Regions from separate parts of the Homo sapiens genome. Here region 1 is linked to region 2. Evidence: read pairs that join two places in POLR2A ChIA-PET (ENCODE). Cell type or tissue: IMR-90. All regions are shown on one strand.

Region 1 (5,000 bases), 120 kb after region 2:
ATTCTTTTTTATAGCTGAGAAATATTTCATTGTATGGATACATCACCGTTTATCAGTGGGTAGACATTTGGATTGTTTCTGCTTTTTGTCATTATGAATAATGATTCTGTGAACATTCGAGTACAAGTTTTTGTATGGGCATAGATTTTCAATTTTCATTCGTATATACCTGGGAGGATAATTGCTGGGTCATATGGTAACTCTGTTTAATTTTTTAAAGAGCTGCCAGACTATTTTCTAAAGTAGCTGCACCATTTTACAATCTGTTCAGCAATGTATGAGTTTTGATTTCTCTACATCCTCACTAACATTTGTTATTGTCCATCTTTGATTATAGCTACGCTGGTGGGTATGAAGTAACATCTCATTGTGGTTTTGATTTGTATTTCCCTGATGACTAATGATGTTGACTACCTTGTCATATGCTTATTGATCACTTGTGTATCTTCTTTGGAGACATGTCTATTCAGAACTTTTGCCCATTTTAAAATTAGGCTATTAACTCTTTATGTAGAATTTAAAAGTGCTTTACTTTTATTTTTATTTTTTTGAGACAGAGTCTTGCTCTGTCACCCAGGTTAGAGTAGAGTGCAGTGTGATCTCAGCTCACTGCAACCTCCACCTCCCAGGCTCAAGCAATTCTCCCACTTTAGCCTCCAGAGTAGCTGGGACTACAGGCATGTGCCACCACATCCAGCTAATTTTTCTATTTTTTTGTAGCGATGGGGTTTCACCATGTTGCCCAGGCTGGTCTCGATCTCCTGGGCTCAAGCGATCTGCTGGCCTTAGCCTCCCAAAGTGCTGGGATTACAGGTGTGAGCCACCTCACCCGACTTAAGAACCCTTTGTATATTCTGAATACATGTAACCTTTATCAGACACATGATTTGTCTTTTCACTTTCTTGATGGTATCTCTTGAATCAGAAAAGGTTTCAGTTTTTATAATGTCTAATTTATCTGTTTTTCTTTTATTGGTTGTGCTTTGGTGTCATAGCTCAGAAACCAATGCCTAACACCCAAGGCTACAAAGATTTACTCCTGTTTTCTTCTGGAGAGATTTACAGTTGTGGCTCTCACATTTAGGTTAATAATCCATTTTAAGAAAATGTTTGTATACGGTGTGAGGCAGAGGTCCAAATTCATTTTTATGTATGTAGACACTGAGTAGTCAGCATCCTCTGTTGAAAAGGGCATCTTCTCTCACTCCCAGTGAATTGACTTTATTCTGCTGATGAAAATCAGTTTACCAGAAGTGTTAGGGTTTATTTCTAGACTCTCAAATCTACTCTATTGATCTATATGCATATCCTTATGCCAGTACCATACTGTCTCAATTACTGTGGGCTTTGTAAGTACGTTTTGAAATTGAAAAATGAGTCCTCCAACTTTGCGTTTCTTTTTCAAGACACTTTTGACTATTCTGCATTCCTTGCATCTCCATATAAACTTTATTTTTGTTCTTGTTTTTGAGACAAGGTCTTGCTCTGTCATCCAGCCTGGAGTGCAGTGGTGTGATCGTAACTCACTGCATCCTCAGCCTCCTGAGTGATCTTCACGCCTCAGCCTCCAGAGTAGCTAGGTCTACTGGTGCATGCCACCACATCTAGCTAATTCAAAATTTTTTTTTTTTGCAGAGACAGGGTTTCGCTACATTACCTAGGCTGGTCTCAAACTCCTGGCCTCAAGCAATACTCCCATCTCAGCCTCCCAAAGTGCTGGAAGATAAGCACAAGCCACCAGACCTGGCCACCATATAAATTTTAGAATCAGCTTTCTAATTTCTCCATTTAAAAAAAAAGAAGGCAGCTGGGAATATTTCTAGAAACTGTATTGAATCTATAAATCAATTTGGGACCATTGTTTTCTTAATGCTATTTTCCAATCCATGAACATGAGATGTCTTTCTGTCTATTTAAGAGTTTTAAAATTTTCAATGTGTTGTAGTTTTCAGTGTTCAATTCTTGTACTTCTTTTGTTAATTTTATTCCTAAGAATTTTATTGTTTTTAATGCTATCATATAGTGAATTGCTTTCTTAATTTCATTTTCAGATTGCTTATTGCTCGTGTCAAGAAATGCCATTTTTACACACTCCCCTAGTATCCTACAACCATGATGGACTCATTGTGGTGGGGTTTTCTTAGTGTTTTCTTCTGTTCTGTTTTTTAGTAGATTCCTATGGATTTTCTATAAACCAGAAAACATCCCTTAGAAATAGTTTCACGTCTTCCTTTCTAACCTGGATGCCTTTTGCTTATTTTTCTTGCCTAACTGCCTGGCTAAAATCTCCAGTACAATGTTAAACAGAAGTGGTAAGAAAAAACATCCTTATTCCTGTATTTCACCACTGAGTATGGTGTTACTTGTAGGTTTTTCATAGATGTCCTTTATCAGGTTGAAATTCTCTTCTATTCCTAGTTTGTTGAACGTTTTAAGTCAAGAAAGGGGGCTGGATTTTACCAAATGCTTCTCCTGCATATATTGAGATGATCATATGGCTTCTGTCCTTTCTTCCATTAATATGGTCTATGATATTGACTTTCAGGTCTTAAACCAAGCTTGCTTCCTAGGATAAATCTCACTTGATGGTATTAAATATATTTTATATGTTGCTGGATTTGATTTGCTAGTATTTTGCTAAGGATTTTTGCATTTGTATTCATAAGAGATATTGGTCTTTAGTTTTCTTGAGATGGCTATCTGGTTTTGGTATTAGGGTAATGTAGGCCTCAGAAGAATGAATTGGAAAATGTTTTCTCTTTTCGTATTTTTTGGAAGAGTTTGCAAGGACTGCTCTTAATTCTTCTTTAAACATTTGGCAGAATTCTACTGTGAAGTTATCTGGGTTTGTGGGAAGTTTTCTGATTTCTAAGTCAGGCTCTTCACTTATTATAAGTCTCATTCTGTTTATATTAGTTTTTTTCAGATGTTTAAGTCTCTTATTGAGTCAGTTTTAGTAGCTTGTCATTCTAGGAATTTGTCAATTTCCTCTAAGTTTTCATTGGCATGTAATTGTTCATAGTATTCCTTTATAATCCTTTGTATTTCTGTAATGTTGGTAGTGATGTCCCCTCTGAATAAAGAACTTTTCAATGGCCTGATTTATTATAGAATTTTGAAATTAATAAAACCAAAATAAAAGATATACTGGAATATTATAATTCTCAATTTGTAAAAATCTTAAGTTACAGGATATACAAACTAGATACCTTCCAATTCTCACCTCCAGAAAGAAAAACAGGTGCAAAGACAGAACCAATACATTTTTAATTAAAATGCAATAAAGTCATTTCAACTGAAATCAGAAACAAGAAACACTTCCTAGATGAATATATACAGTACAAGCATACAATTTAGTAGAAACTCAATATTCTAAGTCAACTCCATTCATGTGAACACACATATGTGCATTATAATAAACCCAATATCACAAATTCCAAAGGTACTAATACTTTAAAAGAATCATGCAATAAATCCTCTCATCTTTTCAAGAAAGACAAATTCACCCTTTCCTGTATTTCTTGCATTCAAGACCATGAGTTTTCTGTGCACTATGCTTTCTTAAATCAGCACAACTATATGTCTAGTAGTAGCCACAAATTTTTATATAATCCATGACCAAAAATCAGCTTCTTTCAAAGTATTTGTGTCTTGGCCGAGTACAGTGAGTGGCTCACGCCTGTCATCCCAGCACTTTGGGAGCCGAGGTGGGCGGATCACTTGAGGTCAGGAGTTCGAGACCAGCCTGGCTAACATGGTGAAACTCCATCTCTACTAAAAATACAAAAATTAGCCAGGTGTAGTGGTGAGCGCCTGTAATCTCAGCTGCTTGGGAGGCTGAGGCAGGAGAATCACTTGAACCCAGGAGGCAGAGGTTGCAGTGAGCTGAGATCCCGCCACTGCAGTCTAGCCTGGGCGACAGAGTGAGACTCCATCTCAGAAAAAAAAAAAGAAAAAGAAAAAAGAAAAAAAGTATTTGTGTCTTAATAAAAGATTCATAAATATATACTACATCTAATATACTCATCAAATAAATTTATGAAAAGCCATCTTAGAGGAAAAATTGTACATTTTGATAATTATTTTCATGAAACTATTCCAAGGAAAGTTTTCCTCAAAGAATCTGAAATAATCATTATGCTGACTTTCTGAAACAAAATTCAACTACAGAATTTCAAAAATACTAGAGAAGATGACAAGCTTTCAAGCTACATTTATACCATTTCAATATACTGAGGAGAAAACTTTGCTTATGTTATCACCATAAACCTGACTGGCACTATAGCTTACAGAATACTTTCACCTTCTTTAAATGATTTTTTAAAAATCCTTGAATCCATGAATAAGTAGGGCAATAAGTAACATCATCTTGATTGTCTCATTTACAGAGGGGACAAATTGAACTTCCCACAGGTAAAATGGTCTGTGGAAGGTCAAGCTGCTTGTGTAAGTGGTGGAGCTGGGACCAGGAAGTTAGGCAAACCAACTCCCAATCACATATCATTTTCCTCTACATGACACCCCTTCCCACTTGTTAAAAACAGGAGGCAAAAACAAAATGTAAAGTGAGTATCAATAGAAAAGTAAGTTTTTCTACTATCTCCTTGAACTTATTCACTGAAAGTATATTTTTTCTTTTCTTTTTCTTTCTTTCTTTTCCTTTTTTTTTTTTTTTTTTTTAAAGACAGCGTCTCACTCTGCCACCCAGGCTGGAGTGCAGCAGCCCGATCTCAGCTCACTGCAGCCTCCACCTCCCAGGCTCAAGTGATCCTCCCACCTTAGCCTCAGGAGTGGTTGGGACCACTTCTTTCTAATGCCTATGAATCAATCTCCTTATCTAACTTTTTTGCGACAACTTGACTAAAAGCATGTTTTTAATGATCTTAGACTGATAGTGAATCGCTAGCATCCTGCAACCTAACTGTAGACTTCACAGACATGTTAAACAATCTTTAAAACTTGGTTTTTAGAGCCTAAAGAAAGTTACGTGACACTACTAA
Region 2 (5,000 bases):
TTATACAGTAAAATGTAAGCAGACATCCATAAAATGTCTTCAAGCAACAAATTTTATACTTATTTCAAGTACTTAATGTGCTGCATCTTTAATATATATTACCTATACTAATATCCTGCTGAAGTTTTAATATACTTTTACATTTTTCTATCAAAGCCTAAACTAATTGGTATCTATTATCCTTAGATGCTTCCACCTCTAACTTTCCCACCTGTGGAATATTGAGATAATTTAGAATTTTAGATTCATGCTTTTTTAATTATATCCACCAATAATTTAGATATCTACAAATTTTATTAACTGTTTTTCTGATTTTATCTATACCAAATTTTCCTTCTTAGAGTTTTATCTTTGGTTCTTCTGTGTATAAATGTAAGTGCTCAATAAATATTTGTTGAACATAAATTGAATGAATCATCAATTGCACATATTTTAATATTTTCATTTGTTCCTTGGGTCTTGGTTCTGTTTGGTGAATCTAATGCTTCCTTCAGTGGCAGTTTCCTTCAAATGTCTGACATCTTCTGATCTGGGACTCATCTTAGTGTTTGAGACTTGCTGTTTGTTGGTCATTCACTGCAGATCCGCATGTCAGGAGCCAGCATTAAGAAGCTGTAGAGAGCAATGGAACGGACGCCAGAAGGGAACCAGTGTCTTTCCTTCTCAGACTGGGGACTCTCTGTTCCTTCTTGAGGTCATTAGCTGTCTTGGGTACCGGCATGCTATCCCGCTATCAGCATCTACACTTGCTGCTTTAGGGAAGGGCCATATAGTTCTGCTGGTCCTAGGCTGACGATTGCTCACTTTGAGGCTCTTCTTTTCCTTGCTGTCCCCTTTGCTTGGAGCAAACCTCACGACAGCTCCTACCTCTGCTGCAACCCCCAGCGTTTTGTGGGCTGTGATCTTCTCCCAGTTTGTTTCTCAGTCAATCGAATTCTGTCTGTTTACTTCATGTTAGGGGTTGTTCAAATTTCTGGTTAGTAGATGGCATTTTTATCGCAAATGTATTTTTTAAAAGTTATTACTGTAGTTAATTTCATGTTAGTTTTGGAAAGGGGATAAGACAGCTGTGCTCAATGATCTTGATGCAACTGTTTTCACATTATGCTCTGTTTATCCATTCATTCATTTAATTACTATTTATGGAACAGCTCCTATATAAAAATATTTTTCTCGGCTGGGCACAGTGGCTCACGTCTGTAATCCCAGCACTTTGGGAGGCCAAGGCAGGCGATCATTTGAGGTCAGGAGTTCGAGACCAGCCTGGTCAACATGGTGAAACCCCATCTCTACTAAAAATACAAAAATTATCTGGGCACGGTGGCACACGCCTGTAATCCCAGCTACTAGGGAGGCTGAGGCAGGAGAATTGCTTGAACCAGGGAGACAGACGTTGCAGTGAGCCACGATTGTGCCACTGCACTCCATCCTGGGCAACAGAGCAAGACTCTGTGTCTCAAAAAAAAAAAAAATTTTCTCTACCATGCTATCCCTAAATTAAGGTACTTAGGCTACCACAAAATATAGGTTTGATGATAACATGAAGTAAAATGTTTATACTAAACTGTTAATTTTCCCCTTTGATGATAAAGAAGTTAGATAGCTATTTCCAATTACATTTTTAATTTCTCCATTGTACAATGTAATATTAATATAAATCTTACAATAAACAAACATCCTGGCTTAAGTAAAAGTTACCACAAGGTGGTGCTGAGAAGTTAGCTTTCTGAACATGGAAGAATCTTTGCTTTTAAATTTAAGTCTGATATTTTCTTAAGCTAATATTGATCAGGTAAAGATCTCATTTGCATATATCAAAAAATCTCATTTACTAAAAAATTAAAAAAAATATTGTATAGTTTCTGTTTGGCCTCAATTTTCAACTTTTTTTCTTTTTTTTTAAATCATTGATGTTGAGGTTTAAACTGTTAGCTTTGGAAAGATCACTTTTCATGGTATGGGCGTTTTACACCTAATCTCTGTGTGGGAGGTGCTTCCCAGCTGATTACTCAAACGGGCAAATGTTTATCAGGAAACTGTGTTTACCCAGTATTCCCATGCTGAAAAGAAACAGCAATAGCAAACTTCCTTCCCAAGCATTTAAATTCAAATGAGGCTGCTTATTACCTGAAGTATATAGGAAATCAAGTCTTAATCTAAAAAACAAAAAAGCCCATCGAATAGAAAAAGTGCCAATCTCATGTAGCTCTTCAACAGTTAATTTATTAAGCACCGTTTGGTACCTAACAGCCAAGTCAAAGGGCTGAGAGCATTCCAAAGGAAGTCATGGAATTAATGTCACCTTTGCTTCTCATGTCTAAGAGAGCACTTTTTGTGAGGTAGCAAGCCTCCTACCACACCAAAAGCTACAGCACACCTGTGCAGCTGAGTGAGGCCAGCAACGGAGGGGTTGCCCAGAGGTAGCTACCGACTCATTGACCCATGTGCTCCTACTTGTACAAATAATATCACTTAAAGTCCAGGAAGCAATAAAGAAAGTTTTAAAAAATACCATTTAGTGTATATCATGAAAGTAGTATATAGTAGTAGTAGTAGTAGTAGTTGTTATCTACTGAACCAAATTTTTCCATCTTAGTCACATACATTACTGCCAATATCACATGGCATTAGTTTTTTCTACCACTTTCAAGATAAAACTAGTGGTATTAGTTTTTTCTATACTTTCAGGATATACACTAAAAGGTACTATCGTAATGAAATGCAAACTTAAAAGGCAGGAGCTAAATTTATTTCAGCTTTCTTGGATCACATTATGTGTAGCTCATTTTGTACTATAACATGTGGAATGAATGTTTGTATATCAAAGCCTCATGGTAGAGCAGAAAGACCACAGGACTAGAATCCAGAAGCGCTGAATCCTGGTCCCAAAACTGGTAAAACCTCAGTGTGTGACTAAGAGCAAGTCACGTAACCCAAGCTTTCAGTTCCCTTATCTGTGAAATGAATGACTTAGACTACAATAACTTCCCAAGGCCCTTCCCCTTCTCAAGTTCCATGATTCTTCATTTAAAACATGTTAAATATAATAGCTGAGAGGCCTGTGCTGAAGTTCAAGTCTGATACCAGTGTTCTTTTAATTTTCTTAGAAGTAGGGAAATAATTGACTTCTTTTGAAGCCATTGGCTGGCTGAATTCATAATAGCACAGGTTCAGTTCTCACATATCCTGGTTTTTACTAACTGTGTGACCTTCGGCAGCCTCTCTGTGCCTCAACTGCCTTGGTGATAAAATGGGAGTAATAATAGTGACCACTGCACAGATATGTTATGAAGATAAAATGAGATTATACCAGTACAGTATTTTGTGCAGTGCCAGGCACATAGTTAAAAGCTCCATTTGTGTTAACCTTTGTTCTTACTATTCTTTGTTAAATAAATGTGTCCTTTGTATACAAACACTTATTGATAACCTATCAAAGTGGTTTTCTTACTTTTTCCAATGCCAAGAATCTCTATTTCACCACAGACTCCATGTTTGAAATAGTTTTATTTACTGAACCAAATTTTTCCATCTTAGTCACATATATCACTGCCAATATCATATCAAAATCCAGGGTTCTATACCTAATTTTCAGCCCCAAACCAAAGGAATCCTGAGGTAGCCTTATCATAGAGAAATTAGTTCAATTAAACCTCCTGAAGAGTTAAATATACAAACTCCAGAGACTTTAACTTGGAATCAATAGCACGTAAGCTGTATGAAGTAACAAGATGTGGTTCATAGTCTCTTAAGAGCTCAGAATTTAGGAAGACAGAAAGGCATAACCACCATACTAATTTAGGACAGAAAGAGGAGGAAAGGGAAAGGAATGGTTCAGAGCACAGAGAGAATTCTGAGCAAGGAAGGACTTGAAAGAAATAAGCAGGTGCAACTGCCTCCCTCACCTTACTTCCAAATACTGCCATCTCCAGATATCCCTTCTGAGAACCTAGGATTAGAGCCTGTCCTTTGAGCTAAGAAACTGTCTTTGGAAATCTTATTTATAAATGCAAATATGTTCACTGTTAGAGATATAATCAATCTGATATAAGGGTTCAATCAGTTTCTTAGGGAAGGAAAAGGTTCTAAGGGAACAGAGTGTTAAGACAAGGAAAGTTATGCATTAATGCCTGAGGAGCAGGTTCAAAGGCCACCTGGTAAGCAAGACAGCCACCTGGCTGTGTGGGAGCTGGCTAGACAAACTCTACTCCACAAAGCTCCCAGAGTACCTGGACGGCTGGTGAACCAGAAGTGGGTCTGCCAGAGCCATGGCATCACCATTGCACCTGAAAACATGGCTGCTGCGACACAGCTACAGTATCAGCAGCGGGAAGAGTAATCCTATCACAGAGGAGAGGCAGACATAGCTTCCGTTTGTGGCTGCCCATGTAGAAGAATCTCAATGGTCAAATGAACTAGACAGCAAGAAAAGCAGAATCCAGTAAGCTAATAAGGTTAAACTTGAAAAATTAATATAAACACATGACTTTTAAGAGGAATCCCTAGAGAGTGGTGGTTCCACATCTCAAAGCAGAAATAATCAGGATAGGACTGGAACATCCTGTTGTGACCACGAGCAAGGATATTTCAAAGAATGTCAGGGACGGTGCTAGAAGGACAAGGAAGTGGGCCAGAAAGAGCTCAGACTGACCAAGCTGAAACAATCTGGTTCATCAAAAAGAAAGAGATATTAATCTTGGTTAAGTCTGAGAAAGGCCACAGGTTCAAAACAATAATCAAGAGAATAATATACAGTGTCCAAAAAGGAAGTTGTAATAAAAAAAAGAGATAAATAGCGAATGTGTATTTATATTGACTTTAACAAGTTGGGGAGCATTATTAAAACACAAGTACTTTGTTTCTTCTATATCTGTTTTTTGTTTGTTTGTTTTGTTTTGTTTTGTTTTGTTCTTTGAGACGGAGTCTCGCTCTGTTGCCCAGGCTGGAGTGCAGTGGCGCGATCTTGGCTTATTGTGATCTCCGCCTCCTGGGTCTATTCT

What was found. Peaks named below come from ENCODE experiments on the same cell type or tissue, not always from the same donor. Only the 100,000 strongest peaks of a DNase experiment are listed, where the experiment ranks them.
Region 1: POLR2A ChIA-PET joins it to region 2 with 6 read pairs; 4 of 35 experiments call an interaction of 5 or more read pairs at or near these places.

What each region holds. Positions count from the first base shown.
Region 1 is chr5:76,462,804-76,467,803 of GRCh38, reverse strand. All of the region lies in intron 2 of IQGAP2 (IQ motif containing GTPase activating protein 2), which reads right to left. Among named protein-coding and RNA genes, the nearest start is that of IQGAP2, 62 kb to the right of the region's middle. In IMR-90, no CTCF peak of the experiment used is centred here; no DNase peak of the experiment used is centred here.
Region 2 is chr5:76,580,347-76,585,346 of GRCh38, reverse strand. All of the region lies in intron 5 of IQGAP2 (IQ motif containing GTPase activating protein 2), which reads right to left. Among named protein-coding and RNA genes, the nearest start is that of F2RL2, 41 kb to the left of the region's middle. RefSeq lists an enhancer at 3,031-3,120. In IMR-90, a CTCF peak has its summit at 1,703 (motif pointing right); a DNase peak (open chromatin) is centred at 2,936; H3K27me3 peaks cover 243 bases.